Regions from separate parts of the Homo sapiens genome. Here all the other regions are linked to region 1. The links are chromatin loops, found by intact Hi-C in ENCODE. Cell type or tissue: heart right ventricle. All regions are shown on one strand. Links, peaks and the distances in the headings refer to the core of each region. The heading gives the core; the rest is flanking DNA.

What was found. Peaks named below come from ENCODE experiments on the same cell type or tissue, not always from the same donor. Only the 100,000 strongest peaks of a DNase experiment are listed, where the experiment ranks them.
Region 2: it touches region 1 in a loop (6-fold over the local background); 48 of 110 quality-filtered maps call a loop at or near these places.
Region 3: a loop joins it to region 1, with 8 times the contacts of the local background. A loop is called at or near these places in 47 of 110 quality-filtered maps.

The regions. Positions count from the first base shown.
Region 1 is chr15:76,133,620-76,144,472 of GRCh38, forward strand. It overlaps TMEM266 (transmembrane protein 266), which reads left to right. Exons shown (of 11, transcript NM_152335.5): 2 at 549-682; 3 at 4,088-4,276. The coding sequence starts at 669. Among named protein-coding and RNA genes, the nearest start is that of TMEM266, 79 kb to the left of the region's middle. RefSeq lists enhancers at 5,798-5,957, 6,189-7,022 and a silencer at 5,809-6,103. In heart right ventricle, for the core only: CTCF peaks have their summits at 6,061 (motif pointing left) and 6,264; a DNase peak (open chromatin) is centred at 6,052; H3K4me3 peaks cover 1,102 bases; H3K27ac peaks cover 737 bases.
Region 2 is chr15:75,802,534-75,813,386 of GRCh38, forward strand. No RefSeq gene overlaps it. Among named protein-coding and RNA genes, the nearest start is that of UBE2Q2, 35 kb to the right of the region's middle. In heart right ventricle, for the core only: a CTCF peak has its summit at 7,621; no DNase peak of the experiment used is centred there; H3K27me3 peaks cover 755 bases.
Region 3 is chr15:75,813,533-75,824,385 of GRCh38, forward strand. No RefSeq gene overlaps it. Among named protein-coding and RNA genes, the nearest start is that of UBE2Q2, 24 kb to the right of the region's middle. RefSeq lists an enhancer at 10,376-10,670. In heart right ventricle, for the core only: no CTCF peak of the experiment used is centred there; no DNase peak of the experiment used is centred there; H3K4me3 peaks cover 756 bases.

The DNA.
Region 1 (10,853 bases), core at 3,939-8,938:
CAGAGCTAGTAGGTGGGAGTGAGGCTCTGACTGTGGCAGCCCAGCTCCAGGATCTATTCTTTCTCTCCGCTCTCGGAATGAGCTGAGAGGAGAAGAAGAGAAAAGCCTGCATGAAAAGACAGAACTACTGGAAGGGAAAGGGAAGTGGGAGAAAAAATACATGGAAAACATTTGAGATTTTTTAGACAAACCTTATTTTGAAGCCTCTCAAAGCTGCAGTATAAAGGGATGCTGTTTTGGGGGGCACAGCAGTTTAGTGGGAAGAACTGTGGATGAGAAGTCAGAGAACCTGGGCACTAACCTGGCTCTTCTACCATCTCTGTGACACAAAAAAGTCATTTTGTCACTCTGGCCTTGTTTCCTCATCTAAAAAAGAGAAATTATGCTTATTATTACTCTTCCATAGGGTAATTGTAAGAATCTATTCAACATTACTTTGAAGAAAAGTGCTAGATGGAAGAAAGTTCTAAGGACTCCCATTTTTAGATGAGCTTAGGAGGACTTTGGTTTGGCATCTGAAGGTAATAAGTTCCTATTTTTGTTTTCAGGGCACTATATTTGTATGTGTCTTGTAGAACCCACGCTTGGAAATGCTGACAGCAGGCTTCAGGACAGCTGAGCCCCACTAAACACCAAGAAAACCCATGGCTGTGGCTCCATCTTTCAACATGACCAATCCACAGTAAGTAATGCTGGGATCTGCTCTCTGGATCCAGAACTGTGGCTATAAATCTCCCAGAAGATGAAGATCTTCTAATTTAGGCAGCCACTATGTACATTTCCTTTAGCAGGAGGCCACAGAAAATGGAGAAACCTTTCAAAAGCAAGACTCAAGACAAGATTAGGAAGCGCTGAAGGTGAATTAATAAAATGGGAATCGCAAGGAAATTTAGAAATCTGAGAGGGTTTCTAAAACCAGGCTTTATGAAACCCGGGGCAGAATTCTTAAGGGAGAATTGCTTTCATTTCCCAAAACCTGAGATGCCATATGAACCAATCACTTAATCTTACCAAGCACCTGCAAGGTGGTCACTTATTTTGTGTTTTGCAACTGGTTGGTATGAATACTAAGATGAAAACAGCACTCATTCTATTACACCACACTGTCCTGGCCTATCTAGATATGGGCCTGACTGCTCTGTCATCTGGAGTATGAATCTGTTATCTATTGACACAGTAATGCTGTGTAACAACCAACCATAGAACCTTAGTAGAATACAACAAAAAATGTTTATTGCTCACATGTCTGGGGTACTCAGCTAGACAGCTCCTCTGATCTTGGCTGGGATGACTTTTAAATGTGGGTGATAGCTGGCTGTCAGCTGATCTAGAGGAGGCTGGACTCTGCTCCACGTCTCTCATCCTCCAGTAGGCTAGGCTGCTCACCCTCTCATGGGTGATGTTGGAGGTACAAGAGCACAGGCAGAAATTCACAGAGCCTTTTCATGCCTCTGCTGGTGTCTAACCTGGCTCTTCTACCATCTAACATCTCGTTGGCAAAAACAAGTCACATGGCTGAATGCTGAATCAAGCGTTCAGCATTTTTGATGGAAGGAGCTATGAAGTTATATGCCAAAGGGCATAGGCTCAAGGAGAGGTAAAGAATAGAACCATTAATACATTTTGTCTACCATACCGTTCTTTGTATCTAAGGAAAGGGTGTAGGCTAAATATAGCCTATACACTGTGGGACCTTCACCTCACCAGAGGGGGCCTTGTCTCTCTGCTGAGGTGACCACCACATGGCCAGAGATGGTGCCGGGCCGCTGGGACCACTGATGGAAGGGGAACGTGAGGCAGAAACGTTGGAAAGCCAGAAATAGTTTGTTCGCACTTCTTAGAGCCATATCCTGTTAATTTCTCTTATTGATCAGAAAGTTCTCTTTGTTTAGTTCAGTGATCCATAGTTTCCTTGAGTAGTCCAGAAGAAAAGAGAACAAATTCAACCCAGCATCTGCTTTTTGGGAACCATCTGGGGGAGCTGGGATTCCCCCCATAAACACCCACACTTTTATATCAATTGTTGAGAAACACTGAAACCTCACATTCTGTTTCGTTTAAAGATCTTGAGTCATTTTGTAAATGTCAAGCAATGATGAGTACTATTATCTGTGCTTGACAGGTAGCAAAAAGCAAAGGTTTAAATAAAGCCTACAAATGAGAATTGGGCATTAGAAATTACTTGGTGAATTCAGGTGGTCTAGGCAGCCAGGCTGTGGCATTCAAATAAAAATCTCACTTTCTCCTTAGTTATCGGATAATCCAAGCAAAAGAGAAGTAGGTATATTAATCTCTGAACTTCCGGGATAACTGCAGCTGTGGGTTTTTTTTTTTTTCTTTTGAGATAGAGTTTCACTCTTGTTGCCCAGGCTGGAGTGCAATGGCCCAATCTCAGCTCACTGCAACCTCCATCTCCCGGGTTCAAGCGATTCTCCTGCCTCAGCCTCCCAAGTAGCTGGGATTACAGGCATGCGCCACCACATCCGGCTAATTTTGTGTATTTTTAGTAGAGACGGTTTCACCATGCTGGTCAGGCTGGTCTTGAACTCCTAACCTCAGGTGATCCACCTGCCTTGGCCTCCCAAAGTGTTGGGATTACAGGCGTGAGCCACCATGCCCGGCCTGCAGCTGTGTATTATTGGTTAGATTTCAATGGTTGTTGGAAAAGTTTAGAATTTAGAGCTCCCACACAAGTATAGGGACTTGTCACTCTGGAGCTCCTCCGATCTTCTCCATATGTCTGTCACCTATGTCAGATCATAGTGAGAAGGAACAGCCCTTAGGAATATTCTATTTTACCTCCTCATGTTCTGATTGGAGAAACTGAGGTTCAGGAGGAGCCCTGCAGAAGTTGGCATTCAAACCAGCACCAGAGCCCAAGAGCAGTTTACAGCAGAGAGGACTGCCATCTCAGTATTAAAACTGGGCCCTCATTACCCTGGGCACTGACCCTCAATGTTCCCTCCAATATTTAAATTTTACTCCTTGCCATTATACAATTGTTCCTTTCTAACTCTCATTGTTTGGACAGAGGCACAAGACTGAGCCCCTCAGATTCTACAGGATGAGATAGGGTCAAGGACATACTGGATGGACCGAAGATGGTGCCCCAGGAAGCTAAGGGGAAGTTTTCTAGTCCAGCATCTCTGGACAGGGTTGCTGTGGGTATGTGGGCAGGACAGTTTTTAGTCGTTATTGACATATTGCAGGATGTGTAGCGTCCCCAGCCCTACTTAAATGTCAATAATGACCAACCGTGGTCATGGTGGCAACCAAAAATGCCTCCACAAATTGCCAAATATCCCCTGGTAGATTGGGAGGCGGTACTGCCCTGGCTGAGATGCCCGGGAATGCCACTGGAGTGGTTAGTTATTGGCAGTGCCCAAGGTGAGCCTGACAGTAAGATAGGAAGAGACCCACAAGCCCTCAGACATTGGATCAAGTGACTGCCATCCCCTATTCCCAACCTTAAGAAGAGACATATGGTAGCACCAGTTCAAATAGGAAGGGAGTGGCTACCAGGGACAGCTGGAGCCTCCTGTCCTCACCACCCCAAGGCCCACTAGGTCTCTACAAGTCTCCATGCAGGCTCCTCAATCACCACAGTACATCCAGTTGTGAACAGAAACCTGTTTTCTCTATTGTGGAATAGAGAATAGAAACATTTCAAAACACCTTTACAAAGAAACTCAGGAGACAACTTAAAAGAATATCTTACTCCCATACAGAGTCCAGTGACCCAGAGTCCTGAAAGTCTAAGCCATAGTTTTGCGGGCTGGCAGTTATCCATCTGGGTCTTTACCTCCCCTTCATGAAGGACTCTGCCCCACTAAAGCTCATATTTCCAGGTCTGAGCACTTCCTCTTCCCATTCTCCCACTTTTCCCCAACCATTGAAAGAGATGGGACTGTTAGGGCCTCAGTCCAGTCCTCGGGTCCGCGGGTGGCCAGCAGGGAAGAGGGGCAACCTTAAGCTTCCTCAGCCCTCCACTGGCATAGCAGCATTCTCCCTCCTTTCCTTGAGGAATGGAAGAATTTTTTGGCCCTTGAAGATAACTCTTTCCCATTGTTCCTCCTCTCCAACCCAGGCCTGCCATAGAAGGAGGAATTTCTGAAGTTGAGATCATCTCCCAACAAGTAGACGAAGAAACCAAGAGCATTGCTCCTGTGCAGCTGGTGAACTTTGCCTATCGGGACTTGCCCCTGGCTGCTGTCGATCTCTCCACGGCGGGCTCGCAGCTCCTGTCAAATCTGGACGAAGATTACCAAAGAGAAGGGTAGGTGCTGGGACCATTGAGCTAGCTAAGAAGTCCCTGGGTTAGGCTAGGCGCGGTGGCTCACGCCTGTAATCCCAGCACTTTGGGAGGCAGAGGCGGGCAGATCACCTGAGGTTAGGAGTTCGAGACCAGCCTGGCCAACATGGTAAAACCCTGTCTCTACTAAAAATACAAAAATTAGCCGAGTGTGGTGGTGCAGCCCTGTAATCTCAGCTATTCAGGAGGCTGAGGCAGGAGAATTGCTTGAACCCGAGAGGCGGAGGTTGCAGTGAGCTGAAATTGCACCATTGCACTCTAGCCTGGGCGACAAGAGTAAAACTCTGTCTCAAAAAAAAAAAAAAAAAAAAAAAAAAAATTCCCTGGGTTTCTATGGATATCTTCCAAGAAGCAGCAGCCAAGATGAGAGATGCTAACTAGTGAGACAGCAGAGGTTCACAGCAGACCACTCAGGCCCTTTTCCTACTCACGCATTACTTCCTCAGAAAAAGGCACTGGGCACAGACAATACCTGCCAGACGACCTCTTAGGAGAATCATAAAATTTATTTTAGGACCGAGGCACTCCTTAATGACCCATCCAATCCCCTCTATGTACACTTGGGAAGAAGGGGACCCACAGTGATTAGGGACTTGCCCAAGGTCACAGAGCCCATAAGGGATGGACTTGAGCTGCACTTTCCCTTTATAAAGCAGACTGTCACTAGGAAGCAACCAGGAAGAATGTACCCTACATGCAGGAACATGCTTAGGATGTAAGGGAATCTAGAGAATTCGGCTAGGAGCTCTGCAGACATTAGGGCTCTCCCTTTCCAGGGAAGGCATGCGGAATATGTGGGTCCACAATTCAAAAAGGTGGTCCTTACCTCCTCCTACTTAGCTTGTCAATCAGCTTGGATGCCTTCGTTTCCCAATTCACTTCTCATTAGCGTGGTCTGTCTTACAAACATACTTCCTGAAGGTGAGTGGTAGAGGGCAAGAGCTAGGTGGGGCAGGGGAGAACACACCAGTTTGATGTCCTTGATTTCATGGGGCTTGGTGGTGTAGCTGAAGGCCAAAGAGGGGTAGGAACAGGTCCTAGGGTCACACAGCAGATCAGACTTCCGACTCTGACAAGGGCTTTCCCTAGCTTCACCCTGGCAGGACCTTAGGAGCCAGTTCTGGACTTTTCTTTCCTGGGTGCCAGTAAACACTTTGGAACATGCTGGCTGCTTTGAATATAAAAATGAAGGGTTGTCAGGTATTTTAGAAGCAAACGAGAAGCCTTAGCTCAAGCTAAATTTGCAGAGCTTGGATTCCCTGGGCTTGTTTCTGGAAGGAGCTTCCCACTTCCTGAGATAAACCGCCTAACAATGGTGAAACCACACACCTTTTTTTGCAGAAACTACACCCCAGTGGCTTTCTCTGAAAATATAATTTTTCCAAGTATTATGCATATTGTCATCAGGACACTGGACAAAAAAGGATAGGCAAGCAGGTCGGAGGCAGCTAAGGGACACCTGCAGTGGCAGCACTGTCCTGAGCTCTGTCAGGTCCTTACCATCTTGAAGGCCGGGCTGAAACCTGAGGCCCCTGGGCCAGGGCCAGCTTCGTGCACATGTGACCTGTGCGGTAGCGCAGAGCCCCGTACTTAGAAGGGTCCCAACACTTGGCTAAATGCTCTGCCGCTGCTGTCTTGAAATTCTTAAGGAGCCCCACATTTTCACTGGGCTCTGCAAATGATGTAGCTGGTGGGTCCTTCTCTGAGCACCCAGCAAGTCACTGCGTCACTGCTCTCTGGTGGTCAAAAGCAGTAGTGCAGCCTTCTAACATGCCCTAGCTATTTCGGAGAATTCATTTCCTGCCCCCGGCCTGAGCCTGTTAGGCCCTTTTCACGTGAAGAGTAGCATGGTATGGAGAAAAGTGGGGAAACCTTCAGGGATTCTGCTTCGGAGCAAAGCAGTGTCCACATGTGCCCCCTGTGCGTGTTACGGCACCGCGGGTGGACCTTGCTATGGGTGTTCCCCCACCAGGTGTACCACCCTGTGATGTACCCCTTTCAGGGGTCCTGTGCTGTGGTGTACCCCTTTCCAGGTATCCCCTGTGTATCACTCCCTAGCCTGAACCCCAAGGCTGGCAGAGGCTTTGCCTTATCATTCAATTTGCCTCTAAATTGGGCCTTTGCAAGGTTCCTTCCCAAACAAACGAATCCAAATGAAGCGCCTGCAAGGCAGAGAGGCCTTTGATTTGATTTGAATCTCCAGGTGTGCCCAGGAAAGCTGTTCCCGTTGGGTAAATAGGAAGCAGCCCGAGGAAGGGATCTGCCTCGCTGCTGGAGCTCTCAGCTGGGGGCGCCGATTGGCAGCCAGAGGGCTTCCTGGAGGAAGGAAGCGCAGGCACAGGACCGGAGCCAGGGGAAACTGAAGCAAAGCAAAAACACACTGCGAGGGAGGAACGGCCTCTCTCCGCGAGGCTTCTTGGCTCTTGCTGCATTTCCTGGGGTTTTCCCAAAATGTCCAACCCGGCCCTTTCTGGGGCAATGGAAAACAAAAGGAAGAGTCCTCATTTACAGCTCTGAGCTTGGTTTCAGTCTTGTTCAAGATGCCTCTTCCTACGAAGGCCAGTGTTATGTATAGGAATGAACCTTTTCTGTAGGGAATGAAGAGACCTCAGGGACCCTGGCAGAAAGTGCTCCGTGGCCCCGCTGCCCGCCTCCCAGTGCTCTTGAGCTCCGTGATATTTCAGGGCTTTTCAATTTCCCTGAATCTGAGACCGTTAGAGCTGGAAGAGACCTAAACACATCCATCCTAAACCTTCTCAAAGGCAGCAGGGCCCAGGGAGTACAAGGAACTTGTGGAAGGTCACACAGTGACAGAGACGGGGGCGGGGCATGCTAGTTCATGCCTGTAATCCCAGCACTTTGGGAGGCTGAGGTGAGAGGATCACTTGAGTCCAGGAGTTCAAGACCAGCCTGTGCAACATGGCAAAACCCCATCTCTACAAAAAAAAAAAAAAAATTAGCCAGGCATGGTGGCACGCACCTGTCATCCTAGCTGCTTCAGAGGCTGAAGTGGGAGGATCACTTGAGCCCAGGAGGTCGAAGCTTTAGTGAGCTATGATTGCTCCATTGCACTCTAGCCTGGGCAACAGAGTGAGACCCTGTCTCAACAACAACAAAACATGACAGAGACGGGAATAGAGCCCTATCTCTGTGATCCTGATCCCTTGATCCTGGCTGGCAGCACTGGGCTTCCACTTCTCAGCCTTCCCTTTCTAACATCGTGGCTGTGACTGTGGGTAACATGCATTGTCCATGTGATTCCACTTCCAGCTACCCTGTCCAATGCCTTTAACTTCTCAGTATACTTTTTTTTTTTTTTTTTGAGACAAAGTCTTGCTTTGTCGCCCAGGCTGCAGTGTAGTGGCACGATTTTGGCTCACTGCAACCTCCGTCTCCCAGGTTTAAGCGATCCTCCCACTTCAGCCTCCCAAGTAACTGGGATTACAGACGCGTGCAATCATGCCCAGCTAATTTTTTTTTTCTTTTTAATAGAGATGGGGTTTCACCATATTGCCCGGGCTGGTCTCAAACTCCTGACCTCAAGTGATCTGCCTGCCTCTGCATCCTAAAGTGTTGGGATTACAGGCGTGAGCCACAGTGCCTAGCCTCAGTGTACTTTTTTAAAAAAGCATTTTTTAAAAATGTGGTAAAATACATGTAACAAAATGTACCATCTTAACCATTCCTAAGCGTAGGCTTCAGTGGCATTAAGGACATACACATTGTTGGGTAACTATAACCAGCATGCATCTCCAGAACTCTTCTTCTTGCAAACTAGAAACTCTATACCCAGTAAACAGTAGCTTCCTGTTCCCCCACTCCTCCAGCCACTGGAAACCACTATTCGACTTTCTGTCCCTTTGAATTCGACTACTCTAAGTGCCTCCTATAAGTGAAATCATGCAGTATTTGTCCTTTTATAACTGGCTTATTTTGCTTAGCATAATGTCCACAAGGTTCATCCATGTTGTAGCATGTGTCAGAATTTCTTTCCTTTTTAAAACTGAATAATCATCCACTGTGTGACTATACCACACTTTGTTTATCCATTCATCTGTCAGTGGACACACCCCACACTGGACTGTTTTTTCTCAAATGCGTCCATATTTTAGCTACTGTGAATAATACTGCTATGAACAGACCTGTACAAATATCTCTTCAAAACCCTGCTTTCAGGCCGGGTGCAGTGGCTCACGCCTGTAATCCCAGCACTTTGGGAGGCCGAGGTAGGCAGATCACTTGAGGTCAGCAGTTCAAGAGCAGCCTGGCCAACATGGCAAAACCCCGTCACTACTAAAAATACAAAAATTAGCTGGGTGTGGTGGCGCATGCCTGTAATCCCTGCTACTTGGGAGGCTGAGGCAGGAGAATTACTTGAACCTGGGAGGCGGAGGTTGCAGTGAGTTGAGATCACGCAGCCACTGCACTCCAGCCTGGGTGACAGAGCGAGACTCCGTCTCAAAATAATAATAATAATAATACCCTGCTTTCAATGCTTTTGGGTATATATCCAAAAGCGGGAATTGCTGGCTGACAGGGTAATTCTATTTTTGACTTTCCGAGGAACTGCCATACTGCTTTCTGCAGTGGTTGCTGCACTGTTTTACATTCCACCTGACAGTGCATGAGGGCTGTGATATCTCCTTGTCTTCACCAACACTGGCTATTTTACTTTTTGTTGATAGCAGCCTTCCTAATGGGTGTGAGGTGGTTTGGTGTGCTTTAAGTCCAGGAAAGTCCTGCGGGGTGAGGAAGAAGGAGCAGTCGCCTTGATGTGAAGTCAGAGCCCCATCTTGGCCAAGCTCCTTGACTTGCCTAGAAGCCCTTTGTCCTCCAGATAGCTGCTTAGCAGAGCCCAAACGGCAGAGCTGTCTGCTGCTCCTCTCTTCACCTCTGCACTCAGGCTGCCGATGGCTCAGGGAGGAAAATCATATGGCTGTGCAGACTGGGTGCCTCCCCAGACTCAAGGTCTCCAGCCTCGACTTGATTCTCAGTTTTGCCTGGCAGTCCTCTGCAGTCCTGGTTAGTCCCAAGGTGGCCAGTTCTGATCGCTTGTGTCTGCCTCAAGTCTCCTCTTTCTTGCCCTCAGCAGATGACCTCCTCTCCCAGTACCCTCAGAAAGTAGGCACAGTCGTGGATGGGCTGCACCGCACCCCGGTCTCTTCCTTCCTCCCTTTTAGGACCTGCCCCATTCCTTGAGCTCTGATTGCCTTCCCCTCCCGCCTTCTCAGGCACCTGCTTCATCAGTTACCTCCTCACCCCATGTCATCACACTCCAGTCTCGTGTCCTCCCCTGACTCCACGTCCCTGCTAGCCACCATTACCTCTCTTTTTCTTTGAAGTCAAACTTCTTGAAAGCCTCGTGACGTTTGCTACCTCCCCTTCACCCCTCCCATTCATGTCTCAATCTGCTGCAGTCCAGCTTCAGCCTCGTCCACACCATGGAAACTGTTCTCAAGCGCATCAGCCACTTCCTTGTTGCTACAATCCTTATTGTCCTTTGTCCAGCATTTGAAACTGTCAGCTACTCCCTCCCTCTCCAGCCTCCTTGTGTCTGCTGTTATAACCATGACCTCCTGATTTTCTTTTTTATTTAATTTTTAAAATAGAGACAAGGTCTCGCCATGTTACCCAAGCTGGTCTTGAACTCTTGGGCTCAAGCCATTCTCCCGCCTCGGCCTCCCGGAGTGCTGGGGTTACAGGCATGAGCCACCGTGCCCAGCCCTTCTCCTGATTTTCCTCCTCCATCTCTGGCTGTTCCTTCCAGGCCTTTTAAAAATTGTTTGAGGTTCCTCTGCTTGTTCTTTAAATGTTGGGTTCTTTGTTTTCTGCCTTTGGCCATTTTCACTCTACTAATTTTACACACTGGGTAATTTCATCCATTCCTATTACTTAAATTAATCTCCTTCAACTGGTAACATTCAAAGTCGTGTCTCTAGCCTAGGTCTCTCTCTCTCTCTAACACTCCCGACTTAGATCCAGCTACTTTCCTGGACATACTCACAGGGATCCCAAACGTATCTCAGAATCCTGATGAGTGTCTGTGGAATGATCTATTCTTCTGCCTCTGAGTTGGCTGCATACTTGAGAGGAGAAATGTTCTTGTCTGACCTGAATCATTGCTAAAAACTGCCTTTTCAGTGACAGCACTCAGATCCAGCCTGAGGAACCATGGCCTGCCTGTCCTGGCCATCTCAAACCCAGCAAGCCCCAGATTGAACTGTCTTTTCTCAATACGTATTTTCTAGGACCCCTAACCAGTAGAACCTAGACCTCACCCACCCATTACCAAAATGCCATGTGCATTTTGGCTCATTTTAACAAGCACCTACGTCTCTTTCCTGCTGCAACAAGTACCAGTGGGTTCCAAGATGCCCCAAAGCTACACGAAGCCTGCTGTGGTTACCTCTAGTCACCTATAGTCAGCCGTAGTCACCCTGGAGTCTGTGTTCCTCCTCCCTTGCTCTGGTTCCCTCCTGACCATGTCCAGTGCCCATGAAGCTACTGCTGCCGATGGTGTCCCTTCTGGGAGTGCCAGTAC
Region 2 (10,853 bases), core at 4,568-9,567, 330 kb before region 1:
GATTTTTCATTGGTAGGATTGTGAAGCATACAGCGGGAGCCTCCCAGGTGCCATTCCCCACATCTCTGTCTTTCCGCTAACACTTTAGGGTAGTGGGGAGCTTAAGCTTACTAAGTTCCTACTGTGTACTGGCCAGAGTGGGCACTTTTATCTCCAGCCTCGCAATTGATGGGAAATAGGTGATTATACAACTAGGAGACAGGATCAGAGTGGGCTAGCGATGTGCTCACAGTCTCTCAGCTGAAACTGGAACCCAGGGGTCTTTGATTCTAAAGCTAGTGCTCTTTTTGGGTCTCCAGCTTGAGTAATAGTTGTAAAATACAAAGAGCACCATGAAAATCTAATATCAATCCATATAAGACTGTATTGCAAACAGAAACATAGAGTGTCTTCGTGGGAGTGATGGGGAGGGGGGAGATTACCTCAATTCTATGTAACCTGGAAACTCTCCGAGGAAAATGAATGAAGCATGACCAAGTGCAATTTGTCTGATAAAATCTGTCAGAACGTGGGGCCTTGTGTGTCCTGGGTAGTGAAGATGAGAAATCATGGTGCTGGACATTTGCTAAGGTGTTCCTTATGAAATCACTCAGGGCCTCAGTGCCTCCACTCTCTCCATGACCCCAGGCAGTTTCCCCATCTGTCTTCATCCTACTGCCTGGCACACTATCCATCAAACTGTTTTTAGAGTTATGTCTCGATAAAATAAAAATCATGGTGGGAGTCATTTACACCCTAGTGAGAGTCATCTAAGATTCCCTTATCTTTTCAGACCTTTTAGCTGAAGTTGGTTATGAGAGAGGATGGGGAGGGGGAAAAGGGTTGGGGCAAGCACTTGGAGCTTGCACTGTTTCTTGCCGGTGCCCTGGCACAGTGTGAATATGTCCATCTAAATGGAGAGCTCTATGCATGTTCCTCTCTACTCCCTTTGTCACTAATACCAGTTCCCAAGGCAGAGCCCCAGGAGGGCTGGACTGAAGGACCTGGAGGTAATAGCAAACGCTTGGCTTTGGGTTTCAGGTCAAGCTCTGCCAGTGACTTGCTGTGTAAGAGGAGACAAGTCAGTTCACCTCTCTACACTTCAGTGACCTCATCTGTAAAAGACTGGTCTGGACTAGATTAATGATTTTCTTATTTATTTTATTATTATTATTATTTTTGAGATGGAGACTTGCTCTGTCGCCCAGGCTGGAGTGGAGTGCAGTGGTACAATCTCGGCTCACGGCAACCTCTGCCTCCCAGGTTCAAGAGATTCTCCTGTCTCACCCTCCCAAGTAGCTGGAACTACAGGTGCCTGCCACCACACCCGGCTAATTTTTGTATTTTTAGTAGAGATGTGGTTTCACCATATTAGTCAGGCTGGTCTTGAACTCCTGACCTCAGGTGATCCACCTGCATCAGCCTCCCAAAGTGCTGGGATTACAGGTGTGAGCCACTGTGCCCAGCCTAATGATTTTCTTTAGGTTTTGCAATTGTTTTTTGTTTTAACATTATACTCAATTCTTCCTCCAGCATTATTAAGGTATAATTGATAAATAAAAATTGTATATAGTTACAGTATTCAATGTGGTGTTTTGATATATGCATACATTATAAAATTATTAAATCAAGTTAATTAACATTTCCATCACCTCACAACTTATTATTATTATTATTATTGTGGTAAGAACATTTAAGATGTATTTGCTTAGAATAGTGTTTACTAGCAGTGAGGAAAGTTAAGCGGGAGAGAGTAGCCAAAGGCTGGCTAACAGGTTAACAGATACAAGAGTACATGGCTGGGCCGGGCGCGGTGGCTCATGCCTGTAATCCCAGCACTTTGGGAGGCCAAGGCGGACCACCTGAGGGCAGGAGTTCGAGACCAGCCTGGCCAACACGGTGAAACCCCGTCTCTATGAAAAATACAAAAATTAGCTGGGCATGGTGGCTCATGCCTGTAATCCCAGGTACTTGAGAGGCTGAGGCATGAAAACAGGAGGCAGAGGTTGCAGTGAGCCAAGATCATGCCACTTCACTCCACCACCCTGGGAGATAGAGTGAGACTCTGTCAAAAAAAAAAAAAAGTACATGGCTGAGTTTGGTGGCTCATGCCTATCATCCCAGCACTTTGGGAGGCTGAGGTGGGAGGATCACTTGAACCCAGGAGTTTGAGAGCAGCCTGGGGAACATAGGGAGATTCCCATCTCTGCAAAAAATTTAAAAATTCGCCATGCACTTTTAGCTACTCCGGAGGGCTACAGAGGTCAAGGCTGCAGTGAGCTGTGATTGCACCACTGCACTCCAGCCTAGGGGACAGAGTGAGACCCTGTCCGAAAAAAAAAAAAAGAATACAGCTAGATAGGAGGAATAGTTCTAGTTTCTTTAGCACTATAGGGTGACTATAATTTATGACAATTTATTATATATTTTCAAATAGCTAGAAGAGTGGATTTTGAATGGTCCCAGAACAAAGAAATGATAAATATTTGAGGTGGTGGAGACGCTAATACCCTGATTTGATCATTATACATTACATACATATATAAAAATATTATACTGTACCCCATAAACAAGTACAATTATTATGTATCAAATAAAAATAATAATAAAAGCAAAAAATCTACTCTCTCAGCAATTTTAAAGTATACATTATTATTAACTATAGTCATCATGCTGTACAACAGATCTCCAGAATTTATAAGATTCTATTTAATTCCATTCAAAGTACTACATACATAGAGTTAAGAACAAAATGGTATCTGGAGCAAGAAATCCTCGGTAAAACAAAAAAAGAAGAAAAAAAGAACAAAATGGTAATAAAAGGCTTATATCAAAAAGCATTTCCTCTGCCCTTTCCTTTCTTGCATTGAGTCCTAAATCCCAGAGGCCATCACTTTAAACTCATTTTGCTATTTCCTCTGGTATTTATCATCATATTTCTAAATAATGTTTATGTTGCTATTTCTTGATTTGTTTTCTTCAGTATCTGTCTACCTCCTGGCATAGCTCAGTATAGGGCTTACCTCCCTTATGAGGTCTTAACAATTTCCTTGCTTCCAATCTACCAGTCTGATTGGATCATAGTCTTATGAAATCCAAAGCATTTCCATTATTGTAGGTATCTAAATATTGTTCCCTAACCCAACTCCTGCACTGAAATTGTCTAATTTCTTTCCTTTTTTTCCCTCAGAGTTAATAATTGCTTTGTATTTTTTTCCTTCATTTGCTTATATGTTTTTGTACCTATTACCTACCTTTTTTTTTTTTTTGAGACAGAGTCTCACTCTGTCATCCAGGCTGGAGTACAGTGGCACAATCTCAGCTCACTGCAACCTCCAAGTCCTGGATGCAAGCAATTCTCCTGCCTCAGCTTCCTAAGTAGCTGGGACTACAGGCGCATACCACCACGCCTGGCTAACTTTTGTATTTTTTAGTAGAGACGGAGTTTCACCATATTGGCCAGGCTGGTCTCAAACTCCTGACCTCTTGATCTGCCCACCTCAGCCTCCCAAAGTGCTGGGATTACAAGTGTGAGTCACCGCTTCTGGCCCACCTACTATTTTATTTTCAGATGCTCCAACTGATTTATCAAATGCCTAGTGATAATGATCCAAAAACTAAGAAACACCAGATACTGTATCAGACCTGTTATTTTCCTGGAGGCTTCCCTTTCTCCCTTGCCCTCCATCCTTCTGCTCCAATCTGGACTCAGCTCTCAGCCCATGGCACATCTGGCATCCTGGCATGTCTCTGCACCATCGTGTGAATTTCCTCCTGCCTCTTCTGTTGCATCTCCTGTTCCTTGGCCCCAGATCTTCTTTTTTCCTGGTTTACTCTCTCACTGTGTTGCAGCACATTTTCCAGTGGCTTCCTGAGAAAGAGTGAATGGAAGCCAAGCTTTCTGACCCTCACACATTTTAGAATGTCATTGTTCTACCCCAACTCCTGATTACTAGTTTGGCTGGATGTAATGCTCTAATTTAAATGTAACTTCTCCTCACATTGGGAAATATTGCTCTATTATTTTCTAGTTCCCAGTGTTGTTGGGAATAAGTCCGTGTCATGCGGAGTCTTGGCTCTTTACATGTGACCTGTCTTTTCTCTCTGGAAGATTTTAGGGTTTTCTCTCTATCCTTAGTTTTCTGGAATTTCCCAATGCTGTGCCTTGCTGTAGGTCTTTCTTCATTCACTGTGCTAGTCACCTGGTAGACTCTTTTGAACTAGAAAATTATTTCCTTCTATTGTGGGAAGCCACCAGCAGGTTCGTGTGAGCTGGTTAATCACATTCTTTTCTTCCAAGGACGGAGGTATCAAGGCCCTGGGAACCTTATAAGTGGATGTGGGGAAAGGGGGCCTGAGGTGAATCCAACAAAGCTGCAGCACCCACTGAGCTCATGTCCCAGGGCTAGGCTCTGCCTGAGGACAGGAGACATGGGTGAGACCCACTTCCTGCCCAGTCCCATGGTGGGGCTCAGGACACACATGGTCCAGGAGGCCCCCAGCCCCAGCTACATTGACATGCACCTACCTGTATGCAGCGATCAGTGAGCCACAGGACAACTTAGGGGAAGGGGCAGCTCCAGAGTGCAGGATAGGAGGGAAGTAAATAATCATGGGGTGGGGAGTGGCCTTGTGGGGAAGGGGCAAAGGCAGGGCTGTGTGTGTGTGTGTGTGTGTGTGTGTGTGTGTGTGTTGTGTATTGGAGGAAATGGGGAGAGCATCTGTAGTTTTGTCTGCCCCCTTTTTTGGCCACTGCACCCCTTTCTTCGTGAATAGTTTTTCTTCTCTTCATGGACTGAGTGTCTCTGTCTCCTCCAAATTCATATGTTGAAGCCCTAACCCTCTGTATGGCTGCATTTGGAGATGAGGCCTCTCAGGAAATCATTAAGGTTAAATGAGGTCCTAAGGGTGGGGCCCTGATTCAGTAGGATTAGTGTCCTTATAAGACGAGACACCAGAGAGTGCACTCACTGTCTCTCTGCACAAATACAAAGAAGAGGTCACATGAGCACACAATATGGCAGCCACCTATGGGCCAAGAGAAGAGGCCTCAGAATGAAACCTACCTTGCTGGCACTTTGATCTTGGATTTCCCAGCCTCCAGAACTGTGAGAAATAAATGTCTGTGGTTTAAGCCACCCAGTCTGTGGTATTTTGGCATGGTACACTGAATTGACTAATACATCTCCCTGCCCTACTTCAACCACATGACACTAGAGGGGTCGGCAGTTTTAGAGTCCCAGCTACTCAGCCAACCCAGACCAGACCAAGCAGAAACTTTCTTCTGGAATTTTCTGAATAGGAACTAATAGAGGGGAGCCCCATCCTTTCCTCGGGGGCAAAGCCAGTAAGACAGAAGCCTCATGCTGCCAACAGCCTGACTCTAACCTCGTGGGGAGAGTTGCTCTGAGAGCACAAAACTGATCTGCAGACTGAGGTGGAGACAGAGACAAGGGAAGGAGCCTGCAAATCCTAACAGCGCTGGTGATTCTGAGTCCAGGTATTCCTGAGGCCCAGCTGTTCCCTGTCCTGCCCATGGCTAACTTACTGACCAATGAGCTTCCCTTCTTGCCTAAGCCAGTGAATTTTCTGTCACTCACATCCAAAGAGCCCGGACTGTAATGGCAGGGTATGGCAGGGCTGAGCTGGCTGGGGCAGAGGACGGTGTGGGTGGAATCAGCAGTGACAGGCACACAGGAAGTGCAGGTATCGAGTGGCCTCCATGAGGTCTCCCTCCAGCCCCGACTGTGAGCAAGGCTGGGCTCATACGCTCAGTAGGTCAGAGTGAGGGATTTGGTCAGAGGTGCCATGCTCAGGGCCATCTTTCTATGGGCCAGACTCTTCGTCATCAAAGGTTTTGCCATCAGAGACAGTTTTAGTCCTATCTTGGGTTCACTTGATCAATTGCTGTTCTCCTGCTTTCAGGATCTTTACACTAGGCTGCCCTACCTGGGGGTTAGGAAGCCATAGGCATCCTGGTCATAAGTCTGGACCCCAAAAAGGGCTTCTGCCAGCCTGCTAAGGGTTCCAGAGGGCAGGACTGAGGGGTGGTGGGAGGAGCCCAGCCTGGACGGCCGAGATATATATAGTGCTCTTGATTCATCTCTTGGAACTTTTCACCCATCAAGTTTAGGCTCCCAGTGGGGCACACATGGGAAAGACAATGCCCATGTCTTCAACTAGTTTCCCCATCAGAAGTGGTCATTGCACCAAGCACCCTCCTCCATTAAAACCGGACAGGCCAAGGGCCGCTTTCCTAATGGATGAGTCTTCTTGGTCTGTCTCATGTTCCCAACAGAGCTCCCTCCATGGGATGGGAAGGTGCCATCCCAGGGCCGCCGTTTTGACCCAGCCTCCAGCCAAAGCTGGTCCCCCTGCCAAGCAGGCCCTAGAGTTACACTGGAGAGTGACAAGCCTCATCTGAAGATTTCTTGCTGAAAATTGTCAGTTTCCTGCACAAGTACATCCTGGCAGTTTACACATTTATGCTTAGCGTTCCATTACTGGAACGCTAAGCTTGTGGAGTTATTTATATCCTACTGCTCAGTGTCATCGCCAAGGTCTGATTTTTCACAGAAAAACATTTGCAACCTCTGACATAATGAGTTAATTCAAATTAAACCCAGAAGGAGACTGCTGCTTCAGTCTCAACTGCTTGGAAATTGTGCTATGTAGAGCTTTCGTTTACTGAAAATTGTGCCTTCAGACTCTGTGCAGATTAACCTACTACATAGAGCAAGTACACACATAGGGCACCAACCAAGGACAAGTGTGTACCTGTGTGCACACACAAATAGAAAATCCAAAAATAAATATTTTAATTTCAGCTATCATGGAAGTTTTGTGTCATTTCTCCAAAAATGCCCATGTCAAATTTTATTTTATAATTTAGTCTTGTTTTTATTTAGAATTACTTAAGAAAAAGGGGAGCTGAGTGTGGTGGCTTATGCCTGTAATCCCAGCACTTTGGGAGGCTGAGGCAGAGGATTGCTTGAGCCCAAGAGTTTAAGATCATCCTGGGCAACTTGGTGAAACCCCATCTCTACAAAAAATACAAAAATTAGCCAGATGTGGTGGTATGTGCCTATGGTCCCAGCTGTGCAGGAGACTGAGGTGGGAGATTCATCTGAGTCTGGTAAGTTGACGCTGCAGTGAGCTGTGATCGCATCTTTGCACTCCAGCCTGATGACAGAGAGAAACTGTCTCAAAAAAAAAAAAAAAAAAAAAAAGGAAAAGGAAGAAAGAAAGGCAAAGAAAGAAAGAAAATGAAAGAAGAAAGAAAGAACGAATGAATGAAAGAAAGAAAGAAAGAAAAGAAAGAGAGGAGCTCTGCACAATAATTTTGCAGTGTCTTGGGTCTCTAAAGATCTTAATTAGGACCTAAACTCAGATTAGGCTGGGATCCTGGGCAGTGTGGCCCCAAATACAGTTATGGGAGGCCCTTCCAAGATAAGTCTAGACTGAGATAGAGTAGGTCTCAGGAGAGGGGCTGATATGCCCATGGTTCTCAACCTGGCTGCACCTGGAGAGCTTGGCATCACCTGGAGAGCTTGAAAACATTCTGATGCCCAAGCCCCACCCTAGAGATTCTGAGCTAATTGGTGGGGGATGGCCTGGGCACCAGGAATTTTCACAGCTCACCTGATGATGGCACTGTGCAGCCAGGGTAGAGAAATACTGACCTTTGCTTTCTCCACGTTGTGTCTGCCTTGGTTTTCCCATATTCCCCCAGGCTCCAGGATCTGAATGAACTACAGGAATTGAGAATTAGCCCTCCCACCCAGCCACTTTCTTCCCCTGCTGGGGAATCTTTGAGCCTTCATTTTGGCTATAGGCCTCGATATAACTCATCGGCCCAGGGATCGGGGCAGGAGTGGGGCTCCTGGCAGAGAGCAGAGTGTGGGCTTTGTAGTTACACAGACTTGCATTCAAGTCCCAGCTCTGTGATGTCAGAAGAAGATCTGATCCATAGTTGGTTACCCTGCGAAGTGGAGAAAGTGTCCGCCTAACCGGCAAGATCTCTTTGAGACTGAAATGAGAGAAAGCTGGGGCAACAAGTGAGTTCCTTCCGCGCCATTTCTGTGAGCTGGCCCTGTAGCTTCTCCTTGGTCCTTTGAGTTCTCAGCTTTAGCTCTCTTACTCCTGCTCCTTCTCCTCACTCTCTCTCTTTTCCACCCTGGATAAGTGCCCTGCTTCTCCCCACAGGTTAACCACCCTCCCCCGTACCCAGTGGGTGATGAAAGTCTTCCCTGGTTGTGCCAGCATCTCCCTGATACTTCCTTTCTCTCCTGCATTCAACCATGATGAAGCCCAGCACAGTCTCCCTCTCTTGTGCCCCATTTCCACCACAAGGTCACTGTCAGCTCTTACACAGACATCCCCAGTAGCTTCCACTTTGGCCTCTTCCAACCAGCCATTCTGGTATTGCAGCCATATTCATCTTTAAAAGCCCAATATTATTAAGTCACTCTCTTGCTAAATTCTGCAATGGCTTTGACTCACCCTTGGCCTGCAGGATCTGGCCCCTGCCTGCCTCTGCAGCCACCTTTTGCTTCATTCTTTCTCTCTTACTCCCTCTATCACCTCAGATCCCTGAGGGTTCCCTCCCTCCTACCTCAGGACCTTTGCACATGCTGTTCTCTCTGCCAGAAACACTTCTCTTTGACAGTGAATGCCTTCTCAAATATCCCTTATTTGGGGTGTTGACTACCCACCCCATCAGATTAGGTCCCTCACTATATGCTCTTATATCTCTTTATACTTTTTCAATTAAATAAATTTTGATCACGTGATTTATGGCCATCTCCCCTACTAGACTGTAAGCTCCATAACATCAAGGACCAGGCCAGTTTTTGTTCATCGTTGTAACCCAAATGCTTAGCACTGTGCCTGGCACAAACTAGGGGCCATTTGGACCAAGTGTCTAGGTTGTGTAGACTTGCAGCCCCTGTGGAAGTGTGTGGATAAACATGAGAAACAGGATGACTGCCTCCCCAGCATGGCTTGAGTGTTTCCTGGATGTGTCCAGGCGGGTATCACATGCTGGGTGGCATCAGAGGAGTGCCCTGTTTTCCTTTTATAAGAGAAGGAAAGGTTAGAGACTATGAACAGTCAGCTGTGGGATCATACAGTGTCTGCCCTGCTCCACTTGGCTCAAGGCCTCTGGGGAATGGGGATATGGGACAGGGACATGGCGCATGGTGCAAGTGGTTGTGGCAGCGAGCCTTATGGAGGAACAGCAGTGAGTCAGTCCCTTCTTGGCATGGGACGCTGCCTCTGCAGGCATAGGAGGCCATATTCCCCACTCTCACACCCAGTCAGTTGGGTGCTTCTAACTTGAGCTGTGGCATTTGGCATGTAAAAAATGCATTCCTGGTTTTCCAGCTTGGATCTCATGGTAAGCAGGGGTGTGAGGTCTGAGGAGGATGAGTGTTTCAGTGGAGATGTCTGGATAACTTTTAGGATAAGTATATCCCAAACATTGCATGGGATATACTCATACAAAAAAACTATTTGCTGTTTATCTGATATTGTAGGTTAACTGCATATCCTATAGTTTTCTTTGCTCAATCTGGTGCCCCTAAGCTTGGGGCTTCCTCACTTCACCGTGGTGCTGTTGTGCCCTTCCTTCATTATACCACACTAGGCTCTTGGGGTACACAGAGGAGTGAGACAGGACCCTTCCCTCAGGGAACTCACAGTCTAACATAAGAGATAAGAATTTGAACAGAGATCGCCAAAGCAATGCAAACTCTATTTCTGAGAATTTGGGGACCCTTGTTGGAATAGAACAGCTTTAGAATTCAGAAGAGATCAGAAATCATGGAACAGAATAGGAAGTCCAGAAACAAACCTGAAGGTTTTTCTTTTCTTTTTTTTGGAGATGGAGTCTCACTCTATTACTCAGGCTGGAGTGCAGTGGTGTGATCTTGGCTCACTGCAACCTCTGCTGCCTGGGTTCAAGCAATTCTCCTGTCTCAGCCTCCTGAGTAGCTGGGATTACAGGTGCCTGCCACTACGCCCAGCTAATTTTTATATTTTTAGTAGAGATGAGGTTTCACCATCTTGGCCAGGCTGGTCTTGAACTCCTGACCTCATGATCCACCCACCTCGGCCTCCCAAAGTGCTAGGATTACAGACATGAGCCAGCACGCCTGGCCACAAACCTGAATTTTTATAAGAATATATTGTTTTAGCGTGTGATAAAGGTGGCATTAAGACCTCTTGAGCAAAGAAGAATTATTCAATAAGTTTTGTTAGAGCAATTAATTAACTACCTGGAAAAAAATTAAGTTAGAATCATTACTACTTTAAACCTCATGCCAGAAATGAATTCCAGTTGTTGTAAAGATGTTAACAAATAAAACTGTAAACATACTAACTAGGAGAAAACATAAAAAAAGAATATTTACATGATCTTGGGGATTATGAAGGACTTTCTAAGCATGATGCTCAGTACTGTACAGAAGGTATAAAGAAAAATTGTTCTATTCATTGCAAATTTGTTCTATTCTTGCAAAATTGTTCTATTCATTGCAAATTTGTTTTTCTCAATAATTTCTTCTGTCTTTTCATTTGTTTTTCTGGTGTTTTGTAACATACAGAAGTTTTCATTTTTACATAATGAAGTATGTCAGTGTGAGTATTCCAACTACATAAAAGTACTCATCAACAAACAGGAAAAAGACAAACACAGTAATAGAAAAAATGAATCAAGGAAATATACCAGCAATTCAGAAAAGAAGAAATACAAATGTCCAATGAACATATAAAATAATATTCAATTTCACTAGTAATAATAAAAAAGAAAAAGCAAACCCAGCATTAGTGAATGTATTAGTCCATTCTCATATTGCTATAAAGAAATATCTGAG
Region 3 (10,853 bases), core at 1,250-6,249, 320 kb before region 1:
CTCACATGGTGGGAGCAGGAGCAAGAGAGAGTGAGGGGGCAGGTGCCACACTTTTAAATGACTGGATCTCATGAGAACTCACTTACTATCATGAGAACAGTACCAAGGGATGTGCTAAACCATTTATGGGAAATCTGCCCGTGTCACGCAATTACTTCCCAGCAGGCCCCATCTCCAAAATTAGGGATTAGAATTCAGCATGAGATTTAGTGGGAACAGAGATCCAAACCATATGAGTGAGGGTCTGGAAAAATGAGCCTTTCATAATTGCTGTCCAAAGGTAAATTGGAGCAATTTTTCTAGATGGCAATTTGTCAATATATATTGAACATCTTAAATCTGACCGGTAGCTTCTAGTATTTTACTACAAGGAAATAAAGTTGCATATCAGCTATGACTTAACTGGAAATACAATGTAGCTGATTATATTTTAAAAGCTGAAAACTATACAGATGTCTGCAAATAAGGTATTAGTTGAATGCATCAAGCACCATTCCCATTGTGAAACCCCATATGCAGGAGATCCCAGGCTTGAAGCCATAGAGGATTCCTCCCCTTGCTGGGCTTAGGGCCTCCCCCAGTTTCTGATATCCCTCATATTTGTAATAAGGCATAAACAATGTACCTTAGCTTGAAAACAAAACAAAACAGTACACCTTTGCATTAGATCATTCTTGCATTGCTATAAAGAAATACCTGAGGCTGGGTAATTTACAAAGAAAAGAGGTTTAATTGGCTCCCGGTTCTGCAGGCTGTACTAGAAGCATGGCACTGGCTTCTGCTTCTGAAGAAGCCTCAGGGAGCTTACAATCATGGCAGAAGGCAAAGGGGGAGCAGGCATGTCACAGGGAGTGAGTGGGAGCAAGACAGAGGGGATGTGCCACACACTTTTAAACAACCAGGTTTCAGAGAACTCATTCACTCATCACCAAGGGGATGGCACTAAGCCACTGATGAGGGATCCAGCCCCATGATCCAAACACCTCCCACCAGCCACACCACCAGCACTGGGGATTACATCTCAACATGGACTGCTGGGGACACAGATGCAAACCATATCAACCTTATAAAAATAAGCATTTATTTCATTTTAAACAGTAAATGCAAAGTTTTCTTTTCTGGAAGATGTAGGGCAGTGAGCTAGAAGTAATACCTTACAATAGAATAGTTCTATAAAAATAGCTACTACCAAGTGGCTTCAGAACATTTTATTCTCCTAAAGAGATTAAATATCCCCTACAAAAAATAAAAAAGTCCTTACATCCACCCCTAAACTCATTGCTTACACAGAGTTTCCTTGGAAGTGTCAAGATAAAATATACTTCTACCTAACTTTGAGATTCTTCAACATCCATGTGGGAGTGGCAGGACTCTGTGTGGCCTGAGGGTGGCCTTAAGTGTGTGTCAGAGAGGAAGGGCCAGGCCCTGGGGAGTAACCTGGGGTCAAATGGCACAGCCAACTTCTAATGAGGCCACCTTAGCCAAGTTACTGTTTTTGAGCCTACGTGTTCTCACCCATGAAATGGGTTTAGTCACCCAGATTTGTTGAAATGATTAAAAGAGAAAATACCTGCAAGGCAACAGCACCATGCTAACACAGAGCTGGCTCGTCAGTTCCAGCTCCGGTCTGTCCTCTCTCACCCTCCGATTGCGAGGCCTCTTGCTGTCGTTTCGCCACCAGCAGCGGTGTGTTCCCTGGGGATGCTGCCTTCAGTTGCAAGTTTCTTTGCACTGTTTGGTATGTCCCTTTCCCAGGCACCTGAGCAAGGGCCACTGGTTATGATATAGGCACTGAGGAAGAAACTTGAATCAAGGGCAGAGCTCTGAGTTTGAGCTTTGAGTCCCCAGGTGTGACCTATGGCCAGTCTCTGTCTGATCTGTGCCCCTCTTTCTCATGTCCAAAATGAGAAGACTGAACCAGTTGTCTCCAATGTCTTTCCTAGGCTTTAAGATGAGGTATGTACCTCTCACTTGGAGGAGGGGCTGGCAAAACCACTTGAATTTTAATTTGAATTGAGGCATCTTGGCAGAGGTTGTAAAATGTCCACATGGTTCAAGGAAAATGATGCCTTGCCTGTACCTGGTGCCCCTTTCAGAGGTTAAAGACCTTTCCATTATTTTGTGGCACTAAAGATCCTGAGCTGCTGCCTGCCTTTCTCCAGCTCTGTAAAAGCATCTTAATTAAGGCCAATTTCAGAAGGCACCAAATGGTCATCAGTTTTGTTTCCACAGCTATTTCACATGGATCAAGACCAGCTTACCTGCTCTTGCAATTTGGTCTCCATCTCATTTGTCCAACAATTTGGAGTTTGTAGGTTTTCTTAGAGGAAGAATGCTCTGGTCATTTGTGTATGGGTGTGGAGTGGCAGGTTTTGGAGGGGGAATCATTTCAGGCAATGAAGTGGAACCTGCTCCATGTCAACAAGGCAACCATGGAGGGGAGCTCGGTGACCAGCACACAGTGAGTTACAGCCATCCCAAAGCTGGCAGTGCTGTGGTGCACTTGCAAAGGGCTTTGTTTGGGGAGCTGCCAGAGGAGCTTCCCAGAAGATAAGGAGGATGCTTTCTCCTCCATGGAAGCCCTCACCACCAGCAGCAGTAGCAGCTAAAAGGACAGAGAGGGAGAGACAGGCCTGCAATCCCAGAAAGAAAAATGTCCATGAATAAGGTTGCACACTGGGAGCTGGATTCAGCAGAGGCTGGGATTCCTGTGATGACTGGAGTGTCTGGTTTATGTCAATGGAAGGGATGACTCAAAAGTAATGAGAGAGGCACTGGACTGGAGCTCAGAAGACCCGAATGAGTTTTGTCTCTTGTGTGACCTTGGATAAGTCACTTCCTTACTGTTTCTCCATTTGTACAAGCAGACAGTTGTACTAGATCAAGAAATGCCAAATAGGTTTCATCTCATGGGCTTGGATCAAGTGGCTTCTTGGAAAGCTATGTAGGAAAGGATTCTGAGGTAGATGAGGTTTGTAGGGGAAATATGCTATCGATTAGCAATGTCTGCCATGGGCACAGGTTTGGGGACTAGTGGCAAATGTTCCAAGAATTTGCTATCTTTAGACAAGATGATCTCTACAGTTACTTTCAGTTCTAAAATATATTTCATGACCCTGTGAGATAAACAGACCTGAGCAAAACCTTGTTAAACCAACAGCTGACAACAAATTGGGGTCACAATAAGTCAATTATCACATTTATGATCAATTAATTTTATTAAAAAATTAGAAATGTTGAGTGTCCAACTTGCAACCAAATTGTCACTTAGATTATTTAATAACTTAGTATTTTGTTGAATTTTTAAAAAATGTAACTTTCTGTAAGGAACAAGCTTCCCTTTGTTTGTTTCTGCTGGGTGCCAGAAGTGTGACTAAAATTCCCAGATGGGGATCTTCCTGGTTCAGCCTTCTCTCTTCTATCTGCAGTAATTTAAAGAAGGGTTCTTTAAGTCAGGACTTTATGAAAGTGACAAAACGAAGTTGTTAGGGGAGATGTTGACATCCTGTCAATTTTAAAACAGTTTATAATTTCCTACAGAGGATTTTGAGGTTGAATGTTTTTCCCTTCAGGTGTAGATAATTGGATTGATCTAATCCCAGGTTCATAACACATTCTCATCACTGGTAAAATGCAGGAGTATTTTAATATGTTTATTTGTTTTTAAAAATGTAATAAGCACTATTTTTAAAGGGAACACACTATGCAAAATTAAAGTTAGGACATTGACAACTTACAGCCGGCAACACAGCACTTCTCCATGTTCCCGACTCCCTATCACTTCCCCCTCCACAGGGAACCATTTCCTGAATCTCGTGTTCCTAGTTCCCTTAAGAGTTACTTTTTTCTTTTCAAAATTGTGGTAAAATACACAAGACATGAAATTTCAGTGTGCAGTTCAGTACTAAGTATATTCACACTACTGTGACTAGTCTCCAAGAACTCTTTTCATCTTATGAAACTGAAACTCTACACCCATTTATAACTCCGTTTTCCTCTCCTTCCAAGATGCTGGCAACCGCCATTTTACTTTCTATTTCTGAGTCTGACTACTCTAAATACCTCCTACAAGTGGAATCATATAGTATTTCTCTTTTTGTGCCTGGCTTATTTCACTTAGCATAATGTCTTCAATCCATGCTGTAGCATGTGTCAGAATCTCCTTCTTTTTAAATATCATTAAATAGTATTAAATTATTAAATATTATTAAATTAATACTATTAAATATATTATTTAATATATATTGAATATAATTTAATATTCCATTGTATGTGTATACCACATTTTATTTATCCATTCATCTATCTATGGACACTTGGGTTGCTTTTGCAACCCAATAGCCAAAAGGTTGCAATAGACTTTTGGTGATTGTGAATAATGCTGCTATTAAATGTGTGTACGGATGTCTCTCTTCCCCTAGAGTTCTTTTTCATACAGTTTTTTATTTTATCCTTATATAATCCTAAAGTATATGTATACATTTCTTAAAATTTTTCCTTTTTGCTTATTATTATTATTTTAAGAGACAGAATCTCCTGTTGCCCAGGCTGGAGTACAATGGCGCAATCTCAACTCACTGTAACCTCAAATGCCTGGATTCAAGAGATCCTCCCACCTCAGCCTCCCAAGTAGCTGGGACTACAAGCCTGCACCACCACACCTGGCTAATTTTTCTAGTTTTTATAGAGACACGGTTTTGCTATGTTGCCCAGGCTGGCCTTGAACTGCTGGCCTCAAGCAATCCTCCTGCCTTGGCCTCCCAAAGTGCTGGGATTACAGGTGTGAGCCACTATGCCTCGCCTATACACATATTTTCCTTTCAGTTGTTTTTCAAGTTATATAAAGCATGCTGTAGGCATCCTTATGGGATTTTTTTTTTTTTTTTTTGCTGAATATTATATTGTTAAGATTCATCCTCATTGTTGTTTATAGCTGCTGTTCATTCTTTTTGACTGCTTGTGACAACACCAGAAGATAGAGATCCTGAGATCTTTTAAGAACTGCTGCTGGGAATGTACACTGATCTGACCACTTTGGAAAACAGTTCGGCTCCATCTCATAAGGTTGAATATTCACACTCCTCCCAGCCCAGGAATTCTACTCTACATCCAAGAGAAATTCTTGCCTATATAAAACAGGGGGCATGTACAAGGAATGTTCCTAATAGTTCTGTTCAAAATAGCAAAAACCTATTGCCCATCAATAGTGGGTGACTAAATTGTGCTTTTTATTCCTTTCGATTTCCTGTAGTCTTATCATGCAAGTGGCTTTCCTTGTCTCATTCCTGATTTTAGGGGAAGGCATTCAGTCTTTCATCATTAAGCATGATGTTATCTGTGGGGTTTTCATAGTGTTTTTTTAATCACGTTGAGAAAGTTCCATTCTAGTCCTAATTTGTTGAATATTTTTATCATGAAAAGATTTGAGTATTTTTATCATGAAAACATTTAATCAAATGCTTTTCCTGCATTTGTTGAGATGATCTTGTGTTGTTTGTCTTTTATTTTTATTTATTTATTTATTTTTTGAGACAGAGTCTTGCTCTGTCACCCAGGCTGGAGTGCAGTGGTGCAATCTTGGCTCACTGCAACCTCTGCCTCCCAGGTTCAAGCAATTCTCTTGCCTCAGGCTCCTGAGTAGCTGGGATTACAGGCGTGTGCCACCACACCTGGCTAATTTTTGTATTTTTAGTAGAGACAGGGTTTCACCATGTTGGCAAGGCTGATCTCGAACTCCTGATCTCAGGTGATCTGCCCACCTAGGCCTCCCAAAGCACTGGGATTACAGGTGTGAGCTACCGCGCCTGACCCTTTTATTTTATTAATATAGTGTATCACAGTAGCTTATTTTTGCATGTTAAACAAACTTTACATTTCTGGGATAAATGCTGTGTAATCCTTTTAATATGTTGCTGGATTTGTTTTGCTAGGATTTTGTTGCAGATGTTTGTGTCTATATTTAGGGGAGATACTGGTCTGTAGTTTTCTTTCCTTATAATGTTTAGTCTAGTTTTGGTATCAGGGTAGTAGAGGTCTCATAGCATGAGTTGGAAATTGTACTCTCCTCTTTTTTTTGGAAGACTTTGTGAAGAATTGGTGTTACTTCTTTAAATATTTGGTAGAATTCAGCAGTGAAGCTATCTGGGCCTGGGCTTTTCTTTGAGGGGAGTTTTTTTGATTAGTTATTCAATCTCTTTACTTGTTACAGGTCTACTCACATTTTTTATTTATTCTTGAGTCTGTAATGATGACCCTTCCTTTCATTTCTGGTTTTAGTAATTTGAATCTTCCCTCTTTTTTTCTTGGTCAGTATAGCTAAAGGTTTGTCAAAGAACTTTGTTGATCTTGTTGAAGAGACAACTTTTGATTTCATTGATTTTTCTCTATTGTTTTTATATTTTCTGTTTTATTACTTTATTCTCTAAACTTTATTATTTCAATGCCTTCTTTTATAGATGAAAAAACTCTGGCTCTAAGAGGTAAAGAGAGTTGCTCTAGGAAATTAACTAATAAAACAATTTATCTTTCCCTTTAAAAGTAAGTCTTAAGCTTTGGAGTATAAAATTGCAATCAATTGGTACAGCCCAAAACAAGACTAATGGGAACAAGGGGCTCCAGTGAGACGATGCCCTGGGTCCCTGGAGGTACAGGTCCGAACCTGTAGGAAATAGCCATCATATAGGTTAGTCTTTTCAAATGCTTCTGTCACTGGGCCGAGTCCAAAGGATACCCTCTCCTGAAATATTATAAAGTTTACTGGGGCACTAGATCAAGAAATGCCAAATAGGTTTCATCTCATGTGCTTGGATCAAGTGGCTGCTTGGAAAGCTATGTTAGAAAGGATTCTGAGATAGATGAGGCTTGTAGGGGAAATATGCTGCTATCGATTAGCAATGTCTGCCATGGGCATAGGTTTGGGGACTAGTGGCAAATGTTCCAAGAATTTGCTGTCTCTGGACAAGATTTTGAACCTGTTGTTTAACAAGGTTTTGCTCAGGTTTGTTTATCTCACAGGGTCACAAAATATATTTTAGAACTGAAAGTAACTGTAGAAAGCATTTACCATGCACCTGATCATGTACTAGTGTACTAATTGCATGCATTATTTCATTTATTTATTTATTAATATTTGAGTTAGGGTCTCTCTCTGCTGCTCAGGCTGAAGTGCAGTGGCATGATTATGGCTCACTGCAGCCTTGACTGCCTGGGCTCAAGTGGTCTCACCTCAGGCTCCTGAGTAGCTGGAACTACAGGCATAAGCCACCAAGCCCAGCTAATTTTTTAAGAAACATTTTTGTAGAGATGAGGTCTGGCTATGTTGCCCAGGCTAGTCTTGAACTCCTGGCTTCAAGTGATCTTCCTGCCTCACCCTTGTTAGTTCATTTAATCCTCACCATCACCCTATAAGAGTGCCTGGGGGTAGGTGCTCCACACAGTAGCAATGTAGCAACCTCCACTCATAGGTGACAATGAGACTCAGTGTAGTCAAGCAGCTTCTCAAAGGCCACACAGCTGGAGGGTGGCTGAGCCAGGATGAAGACCTAGGACTCTAAAGCTGGTGCTCCAGTAAATAAGAAGAGTCTCTGAGGGTTCAGGAGAGCTTCCTCCCAATAAATCTTTCTCCAAAGGTTCTAAAAACAATGACAGATCCATCTTTCATAAAGAAAACAAAACTAGCAGCCACTTCATTTTAGAGGGGGTGGGGTGGGGTAAAAGTTAGCTAAGCTCCAGGACATCCCATTTTAATCCTACATATTTGTAAGGCAACATGTGGCACAGCACCCCAAACCTAAAGAACCCTGCACAGCTGTCTCTGTGGGGCATGGCATGTCCATGGATGTAAAGATTTTCCAATGTGTGCATATGGGCCAGTGGCATCACCCTCAGTCACAGGTTAAAGGGCAGCTAGGCCTGGCCTGCTAGGCACCATTGTGAGAATCTGCTGAGCTTTCCAACTAGTTTATCTGTTGTTTGCAGTCAAAGATGCCCTGAAGAGAAGGGGGTGTGGGTGGGAAGAATTCTGATTTGAGGTCCTCTGATCTGGGTATGATCTCCTTCTCGTCTCAGGAATCAGGGGACTCCATCTCTAAACACAGGCTCAAGCCATGTCCCCCAGCTCCCTCTTTCAACCAGGTGCCACCCCCTGCTTCTCTTCCATAGACAGCCTCGAGCTGCCGGCAGTCCCTTAGGATCTGTGGCCTTAGGCCTAGCTTAATTTTTTCCTCTCCAAAGAGCCATCTGTAGGGCCAGAGACTGGCAAAGCCTAACTTATTACTGGACGCCACTTCCTTTGCCTGACTTTCAGTGATTCCTACCTTACTCTGGGGTTTTATGTTTCTCGTCTCAACACTGTCATTTCTCATTCCTCCACAAGTTGAATTGCTCACTCCAGCCAACTGAAGCATGCTCTTCTTGACACAGATAGCTCTAGGCATATGGTTGGTGAAAAAAAAAAAAAAAAGCAGTATGTCAATTTAATTGATCAACAAAAGTGATGGCTCCACTGCAAAGTAAAGTTGATACTGCCTCGGCCTCTGAGTTCAAGAGCCTTCTAGACAAAGGGCTCTGAGCTGAAACATGAGCATGCACACACATGCATCTCTGTTGGTCTGATGAGGTAATTTGGATACTTGGTTGTTATCCTTGAGCATTTTCCTGCCTCATTAATGCACATGTAGCCAGCACAATAGTAATCGTAGCTAATAATGGCTAAAGCTGAGGACTTTCCTGAGCCAGGCAGTGTGCTTTAAAGTTTTCACATAGACTATCATTGAATAATTTCTATTTTTCAGATCAAGAAACTGAGGCTTACTATCACCTTTGGGATTAAGAAAAAAAAAGGGAAGGAAGGAAGGAAAAAAGAAAGAAAGAAAAAGAAAAAGAAAGAAAGAAAGAGAAAGAAAGAAAAAAACAAAAAACAAAAAAACCTGAGGCCTAAAGCTGTCAAGTATTTCACAGCCAGCAAGTGGCTAAGTCAGAACTTGAACCCAGGCAGTCTAGCCCTGGGATCCTGTGCCCTTACCCATTATCCAGTGTTTGGTACACAGAACTAATGGGTACATATTTTCAACTATAGTTTAATGGGTGACATGTTTTTCACTTTATTTTAAGTGGGTGAATTTCAATTTGGGGGTATTCCACTTACACAATCTATTGAGCTGGATATTAATTGAGAACAAATAGAAACTAATGAACTCTGAAAAACATAAAACATGAGCAACATGACTTCACTGCGAAAGACAAATCAGCACATAGCCTTCTTGTGAATGTATTTTGCTGACAGTCCACGAGCTAATAATCAGCCTGAACTCAGCAGTGTTCTGTTCCCTTAGGAGACACACACACACACACGCACACACACACACACACACACACACACCAAGTTGGTGGCTGTGCCACCTACAATAACTCAGTAACTATCCTGGATTAATAGATGACAAGGCACTTCATAAGCAACATGGATCAATTGGAAAAGCAAACGTCTGGATTCAGAGACCAAGAATGAAATAATGTAGTTAACAATTGCCAAAATGTCCAGAAGCAGAGAAAATGCAAAGACAGCAAACTTGTATCAGGTGGTACAAAAAGACAAAAGGGGAGCCACTGGGAGAAGTAAGCTTGCTTCAGGCAGGTGTCCTATCGGGTTAGTGACCTGAGCAGGGCCAGAGAGTCAGGCTGGGACTGGGGTCTAGGTCTCCTGCCTCTTGCCTCCTTGCCAGTATAGCATAAGCCAAGATGCAAAATGGAAATGAGGAAAATACATTCAGCACAGATGACAGGTTTGGGCGTCTTAGGACAAATAAGGCATTGAGGAATAGCTGATTTGGAAGAGGGTAGTTGCCATGGTTTTCATGCCCACTGGACTCTCCATAGAGGAAACAGTGAGGAAGCCGATGTAGGCTTTATCTCCCACCCCTGTGCTCAGTCTCCTTACGCTGGCTTGCTCTTCCACCCCAGAATGGGGTTAAGAGCACAGATGCTGGAGCTGGACTGCCTAGATTCAAATCCTGGCTCTTTTTACTGCTGGTGGTGTGAACTGGGGCTATTCCCCAACCTCTCTGTGACTCAGTTTCTCCATCTGTAAAGTGGGAATGATAACAGTATCTATTTGGGGGCATCACTGGAAATATTAAATGAATTAACACATATTAAGAGCTTAGGACAGTGTATGGCAGCACACTGAATAAGCCCTCTCTAAGACTTAGCTATCACTACAATCATCTCTGTTCCTTCCTGAATCTAAACTTTGTTGCTTCTTGCTGTTTTTCCTCTGGCTTTTTGAATCAAAACTTTTTTACTCAAAACCTTCTCAATCATTCCTTCGGTAGCTTGAGATTTCTACCTGATTTATTTCAGGATAAAGTCAAGCTCTTGGCCTGAGGATAAGATGTCTCATGATCTGAGCAAGCCCAGCTGTCCTGCCTTACCTGCTTGCATTCTCTGTTCACGTCATTTGGCTTCCGTGCCTGCATGGGCTGTCACCTTTACCCCCACTCTCCGCTGGCCTGTCTCCTGGCCTATTGTTCTTCCCACATTCCTCAGTTCAGACGTCACATTCCCGAGGAAGCCATTTTATCCCCTTCCACCCCTGACCCTGAACACCCAGGCTGCATTAGATGTGCCCTGGGTTAGATACGTATTCCCATAGCACCCCAGTTTTCCTTCTATCCTGGCACTGATTACACTGCCTCTAATTGTCTATCTGCCTATGACTCTATAAAATAACCTGCACCTTGGGACACGAACTGTGGCTTTTATTTTGATCCCTATGCCCTCCCAGATATCCCTTCTCCTGTCCTCCATCCTGCCCTCTGTCCTGGAGGTTGACCTGTAAGGACTGCATCTATAGGGTT